Regions from separate parts of the Homo sapiens genome. Here regions 2, 3, 4 and 5 are each linked to region 1. A link is a contact called in ENCODE Hi-C or POLR2A ChIA-PET data. All regions are on one chromosome and are shown on one strand. Each heading gives the region's core, a stretch centred on a gene start or an enhancer-like site at or near the end of the contact. The rest is flanking DNA. Distances are from core to core; before and after follow the strand shown. Region 1 holds the start of ZNF644 (zinc finger protein 644). Region 2 holds the start of TGFBR3 (transforming growth factor beta receptor 3). Region 3 overlaps TGFBR3 (transforming growth factor beta receptor 3). Region 4 overlaps TGFBR3 (transforming growth factor beta receptor 3). Region 5 overlaps LOC102723436 (a long non-coding RNA gene).

What was found. Hi-C counts contacts between places; a loop is a spot of excess contacts on that map. ChIA-PET counts read pairs that join two places held with the same protein, here RNA polymerase II (POLR2A). Pooled maps may share reads with other maps.
Region 2: a loop to region 1 is called in a map of naive thymus-derived CD4-positive, alpha-beta T cell, with 4 times the contacts of the local background. The contact joins the promoter of TGFBR3 here to the promoter of ZNF644 in region 1. A Hi-C loop is called at or near these places in 1 of 168 maps with a recorded cell type or tissue (naive thymus-derived CD4-positive, alpha-beta T cell), 4 of 37 single-sample maps with no recorded cell type and 14 of 50 pooled maps. POLR2A ChIA-PET finds 5 or more read pairs at or near these places in 1 of 52 experiments (BJ).
Region 3: a map of CD8-positive, alpha-beta T cell shows a loop between it and region 1 (8-fold over the local background). The contact joins the enhancer-like site here to the promoter of ZNF644 in region 1. A Hi-C loop is called at or near these places in 3 of 168 maps with a recorded cell type or tissue (CD4-positive, alpha-beta memory T cell, CD8-positive, alpha-beta T cell and naive thymus-derived CD4-positive, alpha-beta T cell), 1 of 37 single-sample maps with no recorded cell type and 12 of 50 pooled maps. POLR2A ChIA-PET finds 5 or more read pairs at or near these places in 1 of 52 experiments (activated T-cell).
Region 4: a loop to region 1 is called in a pooled map, with 4 times the contacts of the local background. The contact joins the enhancer-like site here to the promoter of ZNF644 in region 1. A Hi-C loop is called at or near these places in 7 of 50 pooled maps. POLR2A ChIA-PET finds 5 or more read pairs at or near these places in 3 of 52 experiments (HCT116, Panc1 and activated T-cell).
Region 5: a map of naive thymus-derived CD4-positive, alpha-beta T cell shows a loop between it and region 1 (23-fold over the local background). The contact joins the enhancer-like site here to the promoter of ZNF644 in region 1. A Hi-C loop is called at or near these places in 1 of 168 maps with a recorded cell type or tissue (naive thymus-derived CD4-positive, alpha-beta T cell) and 6 of 50 pooled maps. POLR2A ChIA-PET finds 5 or more read pairs at or near these places in 2 of 52 experiments (MCF 10A and activated CD4-positive, alpha-beta T cell).

Annotation. Positions count from the first base shown.
Region 1 is chr1:91,020,656-91,023,385 of GRCh38, reverse strand. It overlaps ZNF644 (zinc finger protein 644), which reads left to right and starts at 1,351. Exons shown (of 6, transcript NM_201269.3): 1 at 1,351-1,396. RefSeq lists enhancers at 445-994, 995-1,544, 1,545-2,094 and silencers at 1,132-1,361, 1,692-1,761.
Region 2 is chr1:91,884,777-91,887,506 of GRCh38, reverse strand. TGFBR3 (transforming growth factor beta receptor 3) reads left to right here and starts at 1,356. Exons shown (of 17, transcript NM_003243.5): 1 at 1,356-1,629. RefSeq lists silencers at 1,090-1,229, 1,580-1,659, 1,670-1,879 and enhancers at 1,022-1,784, 1,785-2,548.
Region 3 is chr1:91,802,723-91,805,452 of GRCh38, reverse strand. The region is part of intron 2 of TGFBR3 (transforming growth factor beta receptor 3); the gene reads left to right. Among named protein-coding and RNA genes, the nearest start is that of TGFBR3, 82 kb to the left of the region's middle. RefSeq lists an enhancer at 1,418-1,687. Within about 2 kb of position 1,377, at least 16 of the 41 ENCODE cell types and tissues checked have a DNase peak (open chromatin) inside an H3K27ac peak, as active enhancers do; they include CD8-positive, alpha-beta T cell, where a contact is called at or near this core.
Region 4 is chr1:91,750,153-91,752,882 of GRCh38, reverse strand. The region is part of intron 4 of TGFBR3 (transforming growth factor beta receptor 3); the gene reads left to right. Among named protein-coding and RNA genes, the nearest start is that of TGFBR3, 130 kb to the left of the region's middle. Within about 2 kb of position 1,421, at least 14 of the 41 ENCODE cell types and tissues checked have a DNase peak (open chromatin) inside an H3K27ac peak, as active enhancers do.
Region 5 is chr1:91,554,950-91,557,679 of GRCh38, reverse strand. The region is part of intron 3 of LOC102723436 (a long non-coding RNA gene); the gene reads left to right. Among named protein-coding and RNA genes, the nearest start is that of CDC7, 55 kb to the right of the region's middle. RefSeq lists an enhancer at 1,545-1,704. Within about 2 kb of position 1,404, at least 6 of the 41 ENCODE cell types and tissues checked have a DNase peak (open chromatin) inside an H3K27ac peak, as active enhancers do.

The sequences.
Region 1 (2,730 bases), core at 102-2,601:
TTTTATTGTTTACACATTTGTGTAAATGAAGACAGGAGATTTGCATTTTAAAGAGCCCAAAGAACTGTATGACTTCGAGAAAATCACCTTACTCCTCTTTGTCTCATTGGGTTACAATGAAATCGAGCAAGTTAGAACAATGCCTGGTACACAGTAAGCACTCAAAAGTGTTAGCTATTAAGTAATGAAGCAATTAATGTGTTTAGTCAAATATTTGTTGTTTGGAATCTACGTTTGCTGTTGCTGAAGGCATCATTCCATAGGAAAGAGAATGTTTCTCATTCTTGTCAAATAAATGCAGTTATGGTATATTCTTCCGAATGTCAATAACATCTTGAGGGTTTGGAGGGCCACAGTAATGACAGCTGTACAACTAAGGAAAACTTTTTTATTTTTAAATTTTTAAATGAGTAAACAGAGGTTCAGAGAAGCCAAATAATTAAGGCGGGACCAGTAGATTTCTCAAGAACTCTTGGTTAATCTTAAACATGTTAGCAGTTTCTCGTTGGCTCAGTCGAAAAACAAAAGAATAGCCCACTCAGTGTTTCTCTGCCCCAGGATCCTGTGGTGAAGTCTTGTTAAAAATGAAAATTTCCAGAACCCTCTAGGGACTGATTCTCTGAAGGGTTAACCAGCATCTCACATGCTTCTTATATAACTTTAATTCGTAGAACCACGACACTTTCAGTAATGCAGGGAGAGAGTATCCTCAGAGAGTCAAACTGGAGCAAACCTCGGCCACCTTTCAGGGCAGGCTGTCCGGGTAACTGAGATGTCACACTTGATGCTTTGCCTGGCCATCAAGCAACTCCCAACAATCTGCCCCCTTAAGATCCTAAAACCTTCCCTCTGCCATTACTCCACAGTTGTGATTGGCAAATATTGCTGTTTTCCTCAACAAGAGGAAAATAACAGAGATTTTTGCACGCTCGTGATCGTGGAACTCAAACCTGGGCCTGTTCCACCTTAAAGGGCCTAGGCATGCCTAGTGCTTGGGTCTTGCAGAGTTTGGGCACCACCATATTTGGAGCGTGCCTACTTTGGGGCGGGAACCTCCTTGGGAGTGATTAGGTCAGCGCTGGGGGAGGTGACCTTGTTTGGTTTCTGGCACCCGAGAACAGTGGTGCACTGTTTCCGCTGCCCTCGTTTGTCTAATTGGCCCAGACGCTCCACCAGCGCGAAGCTTCCCGGGAGCTCCTCGCTGGCCACCCCCGCGGCCCGCAGCCCGGCAGAGGCGGGAAAGCAGCGCGCCTGCGCCGTGGGAACCGGGGCTGGAGGCGAAAAGCGGGGAGCGGAGGGGGGCCGCTGGAGCCGAGTAGCGTACAGAGCGGCGTGTGACGCGGGGACGCCGCGTGCTCCCAACGTCGCCCCGGTTTGACGCACACGGCACCAAACTGTGAGTTTCAGGGGTTATTTGGTCAGATTCGCTGGGACCCGAGTGGGTTTCGGGCCTCTGGGCTGTGGCAGCGGCGGGACTGAGGGTGGCGGAAGAACTTGGGGGACCCGGCCTCCGGCTCTCGGGCCCGGGGAGCTACGCCCTAGGCTGGGTCCCAGCCATCCAAAAGGACGCATTTTGCCGCACAGGCTAAGATGGCGGCGGCGGCCGAGGAGGCGGAGTTGGTGCTACACAAGGAGCCCGGGCCCCGGGTTCGGGGAGGCGGCGGCCGCGGCGGTCGCTGGGGGCCACGGAGCCTGAGGTGAGCGGCGGCCGCCGCCGCGGGGCGGGACTCGGCGGGGGGATGGGGGGGGGGCTTTCCGCTGCGGCGTCGGAGGATCCGGTAGCGGACACAAAGGGGCTGAGCTGGGCACTAGACTTGGGGGTTTTGTTTAGTCACATGAAGCCGAGCAGCCAGTGAGCAGTAGGGGGAAGGGGCCGAGATCAGGCGGCTTGGGGAGCCTGGCGGTCGCCATTGCAATGCACTGAGTAACGGGGCGGGCCGAGAGCAGTCACCAACCCCTCTCGTTGAGGCTGCTCGGTTGTGGCCAGAAACGCTGGCTCTGGCATTAACTGTCTACACCCCTCCCCTTACTTGGGACAGGACCGCATAGCCCTCCCCTCCCCCCGTCCTGCAAGATCTTATGCGGCTAGGTGCCTGGGAAGTAACAGCAAGAGGTAAATCGCTCGAAGTGTTTGGGTTGCCAGGGGCTTGGTGGGTGTCCAGCTAAAGCTTTTTGCCTCTCCAGGTCTGATTCTCTGGCCTTTGTGTCCCTGGGAAGTTACTCTGCCAGAGGAAAGCAGGTGTGCTCCACTTCTCCCGTGAACCTGAAGATGAGTTGTCCCAGACTCTTCTCAGTGATTGGAAACTTAGGTGGTGGAGCTAAAGGTTACTTGTTACGAGACTTCTACAGACAACTCTTGTTGGGATCCATCTATGGTTTAGCAACATTAGTGGAAAAGTTTTCTTGAATATTGACTTTGAATATAAAAACGTTTATATTTAGACTTCAGATTTTGTGTGATCATCAAACTCAACGAGGGGATAAACATAATTGGGGGCGAATGATGGTCTTGTCTTGTTAATAATTTCAACAGAAGTATCACAACACCGCCGACTATCCTGTCCAGTCCTAATTCCACGCTTGTTGCATCTGGATGGTAGATTTGTTTTAATTGTGTATTCCCTCCCTGCAGTAGTTTGCTTTAGTTGTAAACATTTTTTGGTCCCATGAGAAGGAAAACATTTCAAAAAATAGACAACTAAAGTTTCTCAAAGAAAGGAAACCTGGCTG
Region 2 (2,730 bases), core at 107-2,606, 860 kb before region 1:
ATCTCTTGAGCTCAGGAGTTTGAGACCAGCCTGGGCAACTAAGTGAGACCCCCGCCCTGCCAACCCCCTCTACAAAAAATACAAAAAGTTAGCTGGGCGTGGTGGCATTTGTCAGTAATCCCAGCTACTCAGGAGGCTGAGGTGGGAGAATCGCTTGAGCCTGAGAAGCGGAGGTTGTAGCGAGCTGAGATTGAGATTGTGCCACTGCACTCCAGCCTGGGCGACAGGGCGAGACTCCATCTCAAAAAAAAAAAAAAAAAAAAAAAAAAAGGCATAGGTCCATAGCCCTTTAGAACTGGAAGAAGCCTTCTAGGCCAAGCCCTTCATTTGAACTGAGCCTTGACGGGTATTAGCCGTTAGCCATTTGTGGAAGGTCGCACAGTAGTCAGGACTGGAAGTCTGGTCTTTGAAACCTGTCAGTCCACGGTCATTTCACCTGCCTGTTTGTAAAACAATGTCCTGTTACTTAAGTATACTTTTTAATAAGAAAAACTGGGTGTAAGCAAGAGTATCAGAGTGGTGTTCTGGTGCCAGCAGTTCAACTTCTGCAGCGTGTACTTCACAGGCACAGGTACTTAGGACGTCGCACAGGCACAGGTACTTAGGACGTTGCCCCGCCGAGACTGTCGTTCATATCGCGCCCACCTCCGGGTAACGCCGGTAATGCTGACCTAGCTCCATTATTTGTATTAATTTATTTAGCTAGCAGGGGGAACGGCTGGGTAATGCAGTCTCAGCTGCTGGAGGGGAAGAGGCAAGACTCCGCCGGCGCCCACCATCAGAGCGTGACAACAAGCGGGACCGGAGGTTGGGAAAAAGCACAGGGACAGAATGAATGTGTGCATGGGGGAGCTCTGCTGGGGAGAGGGCAAGAGGCTGTGATCAGATTATCTGAGGTTTCAGAACTTTTATATAAAGACCAAGGAACCAAATGAAAATCCAACTCTTCCAGGGAGCCCTGGAAAGTTCAAAGGACCTCGTTTGAGGGAGCGAGTCCCCGCAGCTCGTGCCCACGTCTCCCTCGCGCTTCCCCCAGGACAGGGGCCGCCCCAACCCGGGCACGCTGAGCCCGGCCGCGCCCCTAGCCCCTTCTCTCTCGGCCTCCTCGTCCCGAAGGGAAGCACAGGCTCGAGCAGCATTCGGGGCTCATCCATCAGCCGCGGAGGCAAAGGGGGAGGAGAGAGGAGGCGGGAGGCGGGAGGCGGGAGGAGGAGTTTCTGGGCGGCCGAGAGCCCCCGGTGGGGCCGGCGGAGGAGCGCCCTTCCCCCCGCGCGCTGATTGCTGTGGCGTCCTGCCCGTCCCCGCCCGCGTGTGTGCGAGGGAGGGCGAGTGCGCCGGGTCGGCCTGATGGGGGTAATCGAGGGTTTCGGGGACGCCGAGCGGCACTTTCCTCTTCCCAGCGAGTGAAGGAGGGCAGTCGGCGGCTCTCGCGCCCCGGCCACTTTCCCTGCGCGATTCCCGGAGCTCCCTGCAGGAGGTGAGAGTCCCCAGCGGGTCCGGATGGCGTAGTTTTGCCGCGGCGCAGCAGCTGCCGGAGCTCGCCGCCGCCGAGCGCTGGGCGGGGAAACTTGCCGCCGCTTTCCTCCAACTTGCTGCGGGTGGATCTCCGCTGGACACACCGCCTCCGAGGTACGTGCCGGCCCAGCCCCGCGGCGCTGCAGCCCGCCCGGGCTGTGGGCTCTGCAGGCTGCGCGGGTGCCCGTCGGCGCGGCGCGGGCTGCCAGTGCCTACTTACCGGCCAGGGTCGCTCCAGCCGCCAGGACCTCCGGCCTTGGGAGGGAGGCGCTGGTGGGGCGGTGTTTACCCTCCGGGGAGCAGGCACCGGTGGCCAGCGGTGCGTGGGCAGCGGCCGCACGGGGCAGGCAGTGCCCCCGGCGATGCGCAGTGCTGGGGAGGAATTCTCCACGCCCGCCCTCACTCTTCCTCTCCGCGGGTCCTTCTGACCCCTGCGGGGCGCGGCGGCCACTTCCCTCCGGGCGCGTGACAGCTTCGGTGGGAATGGTTTGTTGTGGGTTCGCAGTCAATTGCCGTGGCCCAGGCTGTGGCTCCCGGACTCGTGCACGGACGCGGTTTGCGTTCCCCGCTGGCCGCGCCCTCAGGGTGCCTTGCGGGCTGAGCCGCAAGCTGCAGCTCGGCCCCCCCCCGCCCCGGTTTATTTTGAAGGCTCTCTTCTTGTATTCATTTGGTTAGGACAAACTTGGAAATCTTGGACTGTCGCTAGAAGAATCTGCTTGCAGACTTGATCTTATTAGGGCATTTGCCCCGCTTTGCAGAATCGCATAGTGTCAGGAGCCGACGTGTCAAGCATGAATTACCTTGGCAAAGTAGAACTTAGTGGATTTGGTGTCCTCACGAAAAGCTGGAAGAAGAAAACCGTTCCATTTCCCTAGCTGTGAAGTGAGGATAGTAGTACTTGCCCCGTAAAGTTGCTGTGAGCATCTAATGATTTAATGTGTGTGAGGTGCTACAACAGTGCTTGGCACCGAGTAAGCACCGCACGGAGGTTAGCGCTGCTTGCCGCTAGCCCTGCGGTGGCAGGATAGGAGCGGCGAGGGCAGAGGATAGTAGGAGTGACAGGCTGTGCTGGGGAACCAGGCGTATTCTGAGTTTTATGTCCTTCCGAAGAAGTGAGCGGTTTGGGAGAAGTCTCCACAGGTAGTAAAAACACACGTCAAGACCGTTTCTTCTTCCTGAATGCAGAGTGCAAACAGTTACTTCAGTGTGAACTCA
Region 3 (2,730 bases), core at 128-2,627, 780 kb before region 1:
TGTGCTGGTGGCCGAGGAGAGTGTACCAAACAGAAGAGCAGAGCCTGACTTCAGTTCAAACAAGACACGACACCCGGCAAGATTTTGAGATCAGATTTCTCGAGTAAGCCAGCAGGGGAGGATTAAACTCAGCTCACACTTTGAGTCCAAGGAAAAGTTAGATTTCTTTGGGAGCTACCCTTAAGGAATCTTGTACTCGTCACATACCAGATGCCCAGAATGAACTGAAATATCCAGATTGGGAGGCACCAGTGAGGATTGTCTCTGGAGGTGAATCCATATGGACATTACTGCCAGGAAGCACTTTTCTGAAATACACATTCTACCTCTGTGTGGCTCACAACAGTTTACTTATAGTGGGTTATAGAGTTTCTGTGAGGCTTTGGATGAAGTATCTGCAACATGCCTTTTCATGATAGAGTATGGTGTGAAGTGAGCACGCGTGTGTGCTTATGAGCATTGTTGCTTTCAGGTGTGTTCTTTCGTCATCGTCCACGCCCTGGTTGATCCTTACGTGGTAACACAGCTTTTGCTGTGCTGCTGATAAGGAGCATCATCAGAGCATGTCACTCACTTGGCTCTTGACTGCAGGGAAGAGATTGCGTAGGGAAGACGGGATGTGGGTTTTCAGCCGTGGCCACAGGAGACACTCCCAGCCTTTTGAGGCTGCCGGTGAGGGCCTACAGTAGCAGCTCCAGAGCTCACAGGTCACCACAAAAGTGAGCAGATGAGTCAGATGGGGTTTCGGAGCATGTTTTCCTGGTTTCCAAGCCTTCGTGGCTGGGAGGTGCTATACTCGGGCCCCATGGTGGTCAAGTGAGAATCTGAGCCACTGTGTTAACTCAGGCACTTGTGCTAGAGCCTGTGGGGTGGATCATGCTGTTCCCAGGTGGAAGCCTTCCTGAATGGAGCTGGCCCTGGCATTGTGCAGACAGATTGCGGAAGGAACCACTATGAGGCCAAGGGGGAAGGATGGGAGACAGGTTCATGAGCTGGCTGTGGCAGAGGGAAAGGGACAGGAAGGCTAGGGCCTGACCCAGAAGTGGCAGGATGAGGCTGGGGCTGTGGTGTGCCAACGGAGAGATAGAGGATTGTCCTGCCACCTGGAGAGAGGGGATTGGCCAGAAGAGTGTCCGGGAAGAGAAGACAAAAACAGATTTGTGTTTCCTGCTTTCTGTGACAGTTGAAGGTGGGGAAGCCCCAACTGGGACTTGATTCTTAGCAACCAAAAATGCCACCTCCTTCATTTCATGGTTGGTGTTTTTTTTTTCTGCCCCTTTTAGTATAAGAGTGAGGCTTTGGCTCTCAGGTAAAGAGTGAAAGCAGGAAGTCTGAGACAGACAGTCCCTTATTGGCACAAAGCCCATGCAGCATGCATCACCCCATGGTTCTTCCCCATTTCTCAGCGATAATTGAGTGTCTGTTTTGTGCCAGATACTGTGCTGGGGTGAGGCAGGCAGCAGCAGACAGAGTGGTTGGGTTCTGTTCTTTCGTGGTGTTTGCAGTCTTTGGGAGCATGTAGATGTGAAACCAATAATTGCACAAATAATTATGTACATCTCATCACAGGAAGTGCTGTGGAGAGAAACGGAGAGTACCATGAGAGTATGAAAAAATACAGATCTAACACAGTGAGGGAGGTTTGGGGAGCTTCCTTGAGAGATCAGTAGAATGAGCAGGAGTTTGTCAGGCCATGGTGGTGGGAAGGAACAGAAACGGTGGGGAATGTGTTCCTGGAGGAAACCTTGCTATTCAGAGGCTCCTTTGGGACAAAGGTTGGCACTTCTGATGAAATAAAAGAAGGCAAGTACATTAATTAGGGTAGGTTAAGCTACAAATGTCAGAAAACCCAAAATAACATTGGCTTATATAAAAAAAAGAGTTTACATTTGTTTCCTATTAAAAAAAAAAAAGCAGTTCAGAGCTGATCCCGTGGCTCCATGTTCATCAAGTACCCAGGTGGCTTCTCAGTTGCTGTGCCCTCCTCAGCATGCTGCTTCTGTCTCATGGCCCCAAAGGCTTGCTCTAGTGCTGCCTGTTACATCCACATTCCAACCAGCAGTCAGAAGGAAATGGCAGAAGAACTGACCTCCTTCCCTTCATACAGGAAGCTGCCAGCTGCTAGCGGGATTGGGAAACATAGCTTTCGTTCTGGGTGGCTGTGTGTCCAGCTGGCACTTGAAGAAAGGAGAATGATGGCTATAGGGAGACAGTGAGCACTTCTGTGCTTCACCAGAATGGCCAAAACACGGGAGCAAGTGTCCGAGGAATGAGAGACGGGGCCGTGGCAGGAAGCAGGGCCAGATCTTGGAGGGCCTTGTAAGTCACGTTGAGGTTTTGGGGCTTCATCTGGACAGCAGAGATGGAGTGATAAGTCTTTTAAAGCAGAGAAAAGCAGGATCAGACTTGGGTTTTTCAGATCAGTTTGGCTGCTCTATAGAAGACATTTTGGTGGAGATAAGAATTAAGAGCATCTTGCAGTAATCAGGGAACGAGAGACGATGGTGCCCATGGAGATGGAGAGGAGGGGTCAGAGTTGAGTGGCCAGAGAGAGAATCCATTGGGTGAGGAGAGGGAAGGGGTGATGTTGGGGCACCTCCCCCAGGTTGGTGCCAGGTGTACGTAGGAAGAGGCTGGTGCCATTTACTTAGGGAGGGAATGAAGGAGGAACAACAGGCACGAGGGGTAAAGATCCTGAGTTCTGCATGTTGAGATTGGGTGTCCATGAGA
Region 4 (2,730 bases), core at 172-2,671, 730 kb before region 1:
GCTAATTTTTGACTTTTTTTTTTGTAAAGATGGGGTTTCACTTTGTTGCCCAGGCTGGTCTTAAACTCTTGGGCTGAAGCCGTCCACCTGCCTTGGCCTCCCAAAGTACTGGGATTACAGGTGTGAGCCACTATGCCCGGCCTCTAATTTTTTTTTTTTAATCTTGCTTTATTTGTATTCCAAACTTGAGCATTCTCTCCTGCAAGGTCTGTAGACTTGGAGCCCTAGGACAAGCAGACGTTTTCAAGATGAGACCCTAGTGCCTGGCTTTTAATAACCTAAAATACCTAGTCCAGAGGCCTTGGCCAGCTTACTTATGTCAGGCTTAGTCACTTTGCATGCTCATAAGGAAAAAAGGGTATCTAAGATTAGAAGTTTCAAGAAATAAGCAGCTTCTTCCAACCTCATTCACTCTCGATATTACTGTGCTGTGATCTATTTTTTTCTAGCCATTTATCATTAAAATCAGAGAGCAAATGTATGTGAATGTGTGTATGTTTGAGTGGGGGATGGGGCATAGAAGGGGATTTTGGTCTTTGAGGTACAATTGCTGGAGCTGGCATATAAAAATAGAGGATGCCCAATTAAAGTTGAATTTCAGATAAATAACAAATCATTTTGTTAGTGTGCCCATGTAGTATATGGGACATAACATATACTGAAAAAGTATTCATTGTTTACCTGAAATTCAACTTTAACTGGGTGTCCTGTACTTTATTGGGCAGCTCTACTCGGAGGTAATTCAGGTTTTTGTTTCCAGTTAACACCCTGGCCTGGGTGTTAGGAGGCCTGAGTACTAGTCTTGGCTCTGCCACTAACTAGTTATATACATCATCGGGAAAAAAAATCACTTAACTACTCAGACCTCGTTTCCTCATTTCTAAAATGAGGGGATCGTACTAGCTCATCTCTAAAGTTCCTCCCAGCTTTTAAACTCTGTGATTCTTTGATAGTACGACTGCTAGATGTTATATCCCAATTTAATTTGGAACAGAAACTGGCAAATTGAGCATTGCCTCTTCAGCAAATCCAAGTAAATATCAAGGCAGGGCAGTTGCAATAAATGACAGAAACTAAACTCTATGCTATTAGCTTTGGATTAAAAACAAATCAAAACTTAATCCTAATGAAAAATGTAAATTAATAAATTTAAAACCAGTTTTGTATTTTCAAGAAGCGGGGAGGGATGGGTGAAGAAGCTGGAGCTGCCAACATCTAGTTTATTCCTTTTACTTAAACTAGAGGCATTAAAAAAAAAAAGGTCCAAATATTTTGGGCCTCTGCCACCAAACCACAGGCAGTTCTCTGGTCTGCACTGGAGTTTGGATGACTGACAAGACTCAGTGAAAAACAAGTGCTATTTGTTTTCCTGTGCCTAGTATTTAACTGGAAATCAGAAGGCTAAATTTCCAATCAGTTGCTAAATAGCCCCAGATGTGTGCTCAGTGCAGCACTAGGAAGGGACACGCACAGCCCATACCACCGTGCATGTCCAGCTGTTACCTTTTCATGAAGCCAAGTGATGTGTAACTGAGGGTTGTAGTGTCTGTCCAAAAACGCCCTAAGAATAACTCAGACATTCAAGTTTGCTTGTGGAGAAGGGAACTTTTTTTAAAAAAAATTCTGTATTCTATTGTGTTACATTTAAAAATCTGGAAATAATTTTTTTCTTTGCTAATTTCCTTCTTTCCCTTCTTTGGCAGTTCCCCCACCCCCATGTTTAGAAAAAAACACAGAATTAGCATACCGGGTATGATGGTTTATGTATGTGCTTGTTCATTCATCCAACACACAGTTTTTAGTGCCTGACTGTGAACTGTGCTAGCTGTGGAGGATCTAGGGAAAACTGGGGTGAATTGCCTGTCGTCAGGGAGCTTCCCATTGTGTGGGAGAGCTGATTGAAAAATTGGGAATTGCAGTTTAGTGTGCTAAGTACTATTACGCTAAATAATAGTGAAAATTGGAGAAGATGAGAATAGTAGAAATTGGAGAAAATGAGAATTCTCTTCTTCCAAATGCAATCAAGGCAGCTTCCTGCATGAGGTTGGCTCTGGAGAACAGCATGTGGCAAATGGGTCAAGGTTGCAGACACAAACACAGCTCTTGGCTCGGCCAGAAGCATTACCCCTGTATTCCAGGGACCCGGATATACCAGTTTGTGTTTTGCAGTGAGGTCTTTCCCCAGATAAATTCTCTCTTGAAGGGAGATTAAATAACTAAATGTTTCAAGATTGCTGGTGGTTCTTCTTCTTTTTTTAAATGTCTCTTGTGGAATGACTCATTGTGTCCTGTGGGATATTCCAAGTGGTTGTGTACCATGCATTTTTATTCCGGAGTCTGCTCATCTGTTGGTTTTGTGGCTTGTCCTTAAGGGCCTTAATTATATGGGTCTTGATCCTCTCATGAACTAGGGTCAGTCAACTACCCTAGTTCAAACAAGTCATTCCTGTTTCCTAGGAATAGGAGTTTTTGGCCCTATTGTGGCCATTGAGCTCTTCCTAAATGTCACTATGGCAATTAGAACATTGGAAAGAGCCCAGTTTCAACTGGTAAACCTGGTCCAGAAGGGGTTTTTGAAAGACTCCCTGGGATTTATTCTAACTTGCTAGGTTAAGGCTGGTGAATGTTGTGAGTGAGTGAATGGCCCGTGGCCCCTGGGAGATTTGCCTGGGTGTATTTTTCCTGAGGAAGACCTACTGTCCAGGAGGGTTCACGCAAGTGTAGACTTTT
Region 5 (2,730 bases), core at 155-2,654, 530 kb before region 1:
TAAATTACATCCATGGTTTATGTGATATTTCTGTTGGTCAACACTGTTCTAGAGCATTCTGCTATGAATTGGCTTGGTGAGGGTAAAAGGTGTGTGAGGGCAAAGGAATGTATTTGCACCCACGTTCTCTGCACTCTGCTGCTGGCATCTCTGTGTGCCTCACCTCACTTGTGGGTGCCTCCCTGTCACCTGGCCTCTGAGGTTAAGTAGGTTGCCCCAGGCTCCATGGCTGCAAGTGGTAGAGCTGGGCTTTGAACGCAGGTAGCCTAGCTCCAGAGCCTGCCTTTGAGTTCCAGAAATGTGAGTGATTTTAGGTAGTGACATTCAGCACGTGGAGAGTGGGGTCAGCTTGTGAATGTATTACCCCTTTCAGGAAGCATGCATGTGCACATTTCCAGAGGCCTCTGAGGAGTGAGTGAAATGCTGGGAATTTCTGGCATCAGTGGCAAGGTCTCCAGGAAATACCTTCCATCCTAAAGCAGTCTCCTGTGAAATCTGAGCTGCTTGCACATTGCGTTCCAGGGCCACCAGCTTTTGGCCTGTACTAGTGAAATTCTGCCTGAAGCCTAAGTCCCGAGCAAGGATCCAAGCTCCTTTGTACCCTAAACCTGCCTGCCTGTTAGAACATCACTGTTCTAAAATCGGCCTCACCCTCCATCCAGCCACACACATCCTGGCTCTCATTCTACCCCATGCACTTCTATGCACCCTAGCCTTTCCTCTATGCTCCCACTCAGCTTATTTGATATTTCTTGTCTTGCCCACAAGGCCAACTCATCCTTGAAGACCCAGCTCACACATCACCCTCTCTACAGCCTTCCCTAACTCCTTTAAGATAAAATCTATCACTCCCTCCTCTGTTCCACATTGTAATTCCAGATAACTATTTGTCTATGTCTCTGTGGCCCCCGCTTGATGATGTGCTCCACCTGGGCAGTGGCAGCATCCTGCCTGTCCTAGTCTATCCTAGCAGTGCCTAGTAAGTGTCTGCACACATAAGATGCTCAACACCTGCTCTGGAACTGAATTAGATGGAATCACATTTAAACAACTGAAGGAGAAGGATGACAGCTCGCTCACAATTGGAATTCCCCTTTGCAAATCCTCAGGGAGACTAATTGCTCCTGCTCTTGGCCTGTCTGTTAAAATGCAGGATTAAAAAGAGAAACAGGTAGCAGGTTTTTTTGTTGTGTTTTGTTTTGTTGTTTTTTTTTTAACTTCTGAAATGAGTATTACAGAAGAAAATCATGCAGGAGGAAAACCATGATAACTCATCAGCATGATTCAGCAATGGGGCACACTTCAGAGGAAAGGAAGATTGGTTTTGCTCATAGGCTCTTTATCTGTGAAACGCAATCACTCTCCCTCACTGGTGTTTCATGCTCTGACGTCTTATGGTTTGAGGCACGATCAGGGGCCTATTTCTGTGACACCTGAAGGCTTTACACTTGCTTCTTTTGCTTCTCACAGCAGCCTCATAGAGTGCAGTGAATTTTTTCAATATTTTCATTGGTCTTACAGTTTTGTCTTATAGATTTGCAACTTGTGACAACTTTTCCCACCTTCACATGGTTTGATGATTTCCCTTCACACCTACTACTAATGGTTACAATGCTCTGGATCACGCCTCGTGAATCATCGGTGTCTGTCCTCCCCTACCACAGCCAGGTGCTGACAGTAACAACTAGGTGCCGGCAGTATTTTAAAGATGGCAGTATGGCCTGGAGGACATGCCACAGGCCCTGAAAAGGAACCTTGAGTTGGACCCAAGAGCCAGTCCCCCAGAGGTCAGGTGCACCAGAGGTCAGGATCCCTCCCTTGCCTCACAGGGATACCCTGACCACTCTGCTCCCACTCCCCATCTCTCACTGAAGGATTCATGTCTGATATGTGTGGATGAGTTATCCTCCCACGGGTGATCCTGCCCCACCAAAATCAAAGTGACTCTTATTCTAAGAAGCAAAAATTTGACCTCACAAACACACTGCTGTTTCATCCGAGGAGCCTACCCCATCCCCTGAAATAATATTTTGCACAAAACTTTCAATTAATTTACTACAATGTCCAGCAAAGATCCAGCACTTTAAAGCCGGATGACTCAACAGGAAGAGCTTTCAGTTTTCTTCCTGATTGTAAGTTTGTAGCCTAAATTTTTGAGTAGGTACAATTTAGAGAAGGAAGGCTGCCTTCTGCTCAGGATAAACAGGAAATTTGCCTATACAGTCAGTGTGAAGAGCTGTGTAGTAGAATGATCTGCCGATATTTAGCTTCTATTATAGTGTTCTCCTCATTCTTCCTTCTCCATCTCCCCCTCCAGCTTCTCTTCTCTACTAAAAAAGGTGTCAGAAAGTCTGGGAATACAGACTGTCCTAAAGCACTGCAAGTAGTTCCCTCCTCCTGACGGCAATAGAGCCCCCTAGAGACCATCCGGGTGACCAGTATGAAGAAGTCGGTGGGTAGCCCTATTTGTTGGAAGTGAGAAATAATGAGAACTTTTTATGTTTCAAAGATGGAATAGGAAAAGTTGTCAGACCTGCAATGTAATAGTCCCAGGGGATGAAGAGTATACAGAAGTTTGGGGTCTATAGGGCTGGACGGCCTGATACAATCTGATGCCACCCCTCTGGATGACTGGATCTTTGCAGAAAGGTCACATAAGGGACTGAAAGTTAGTACTAAGAACTAACTTTCTGCAGTTCTGGGAACTTAAGCAAGGGGCCATCTTGGCCA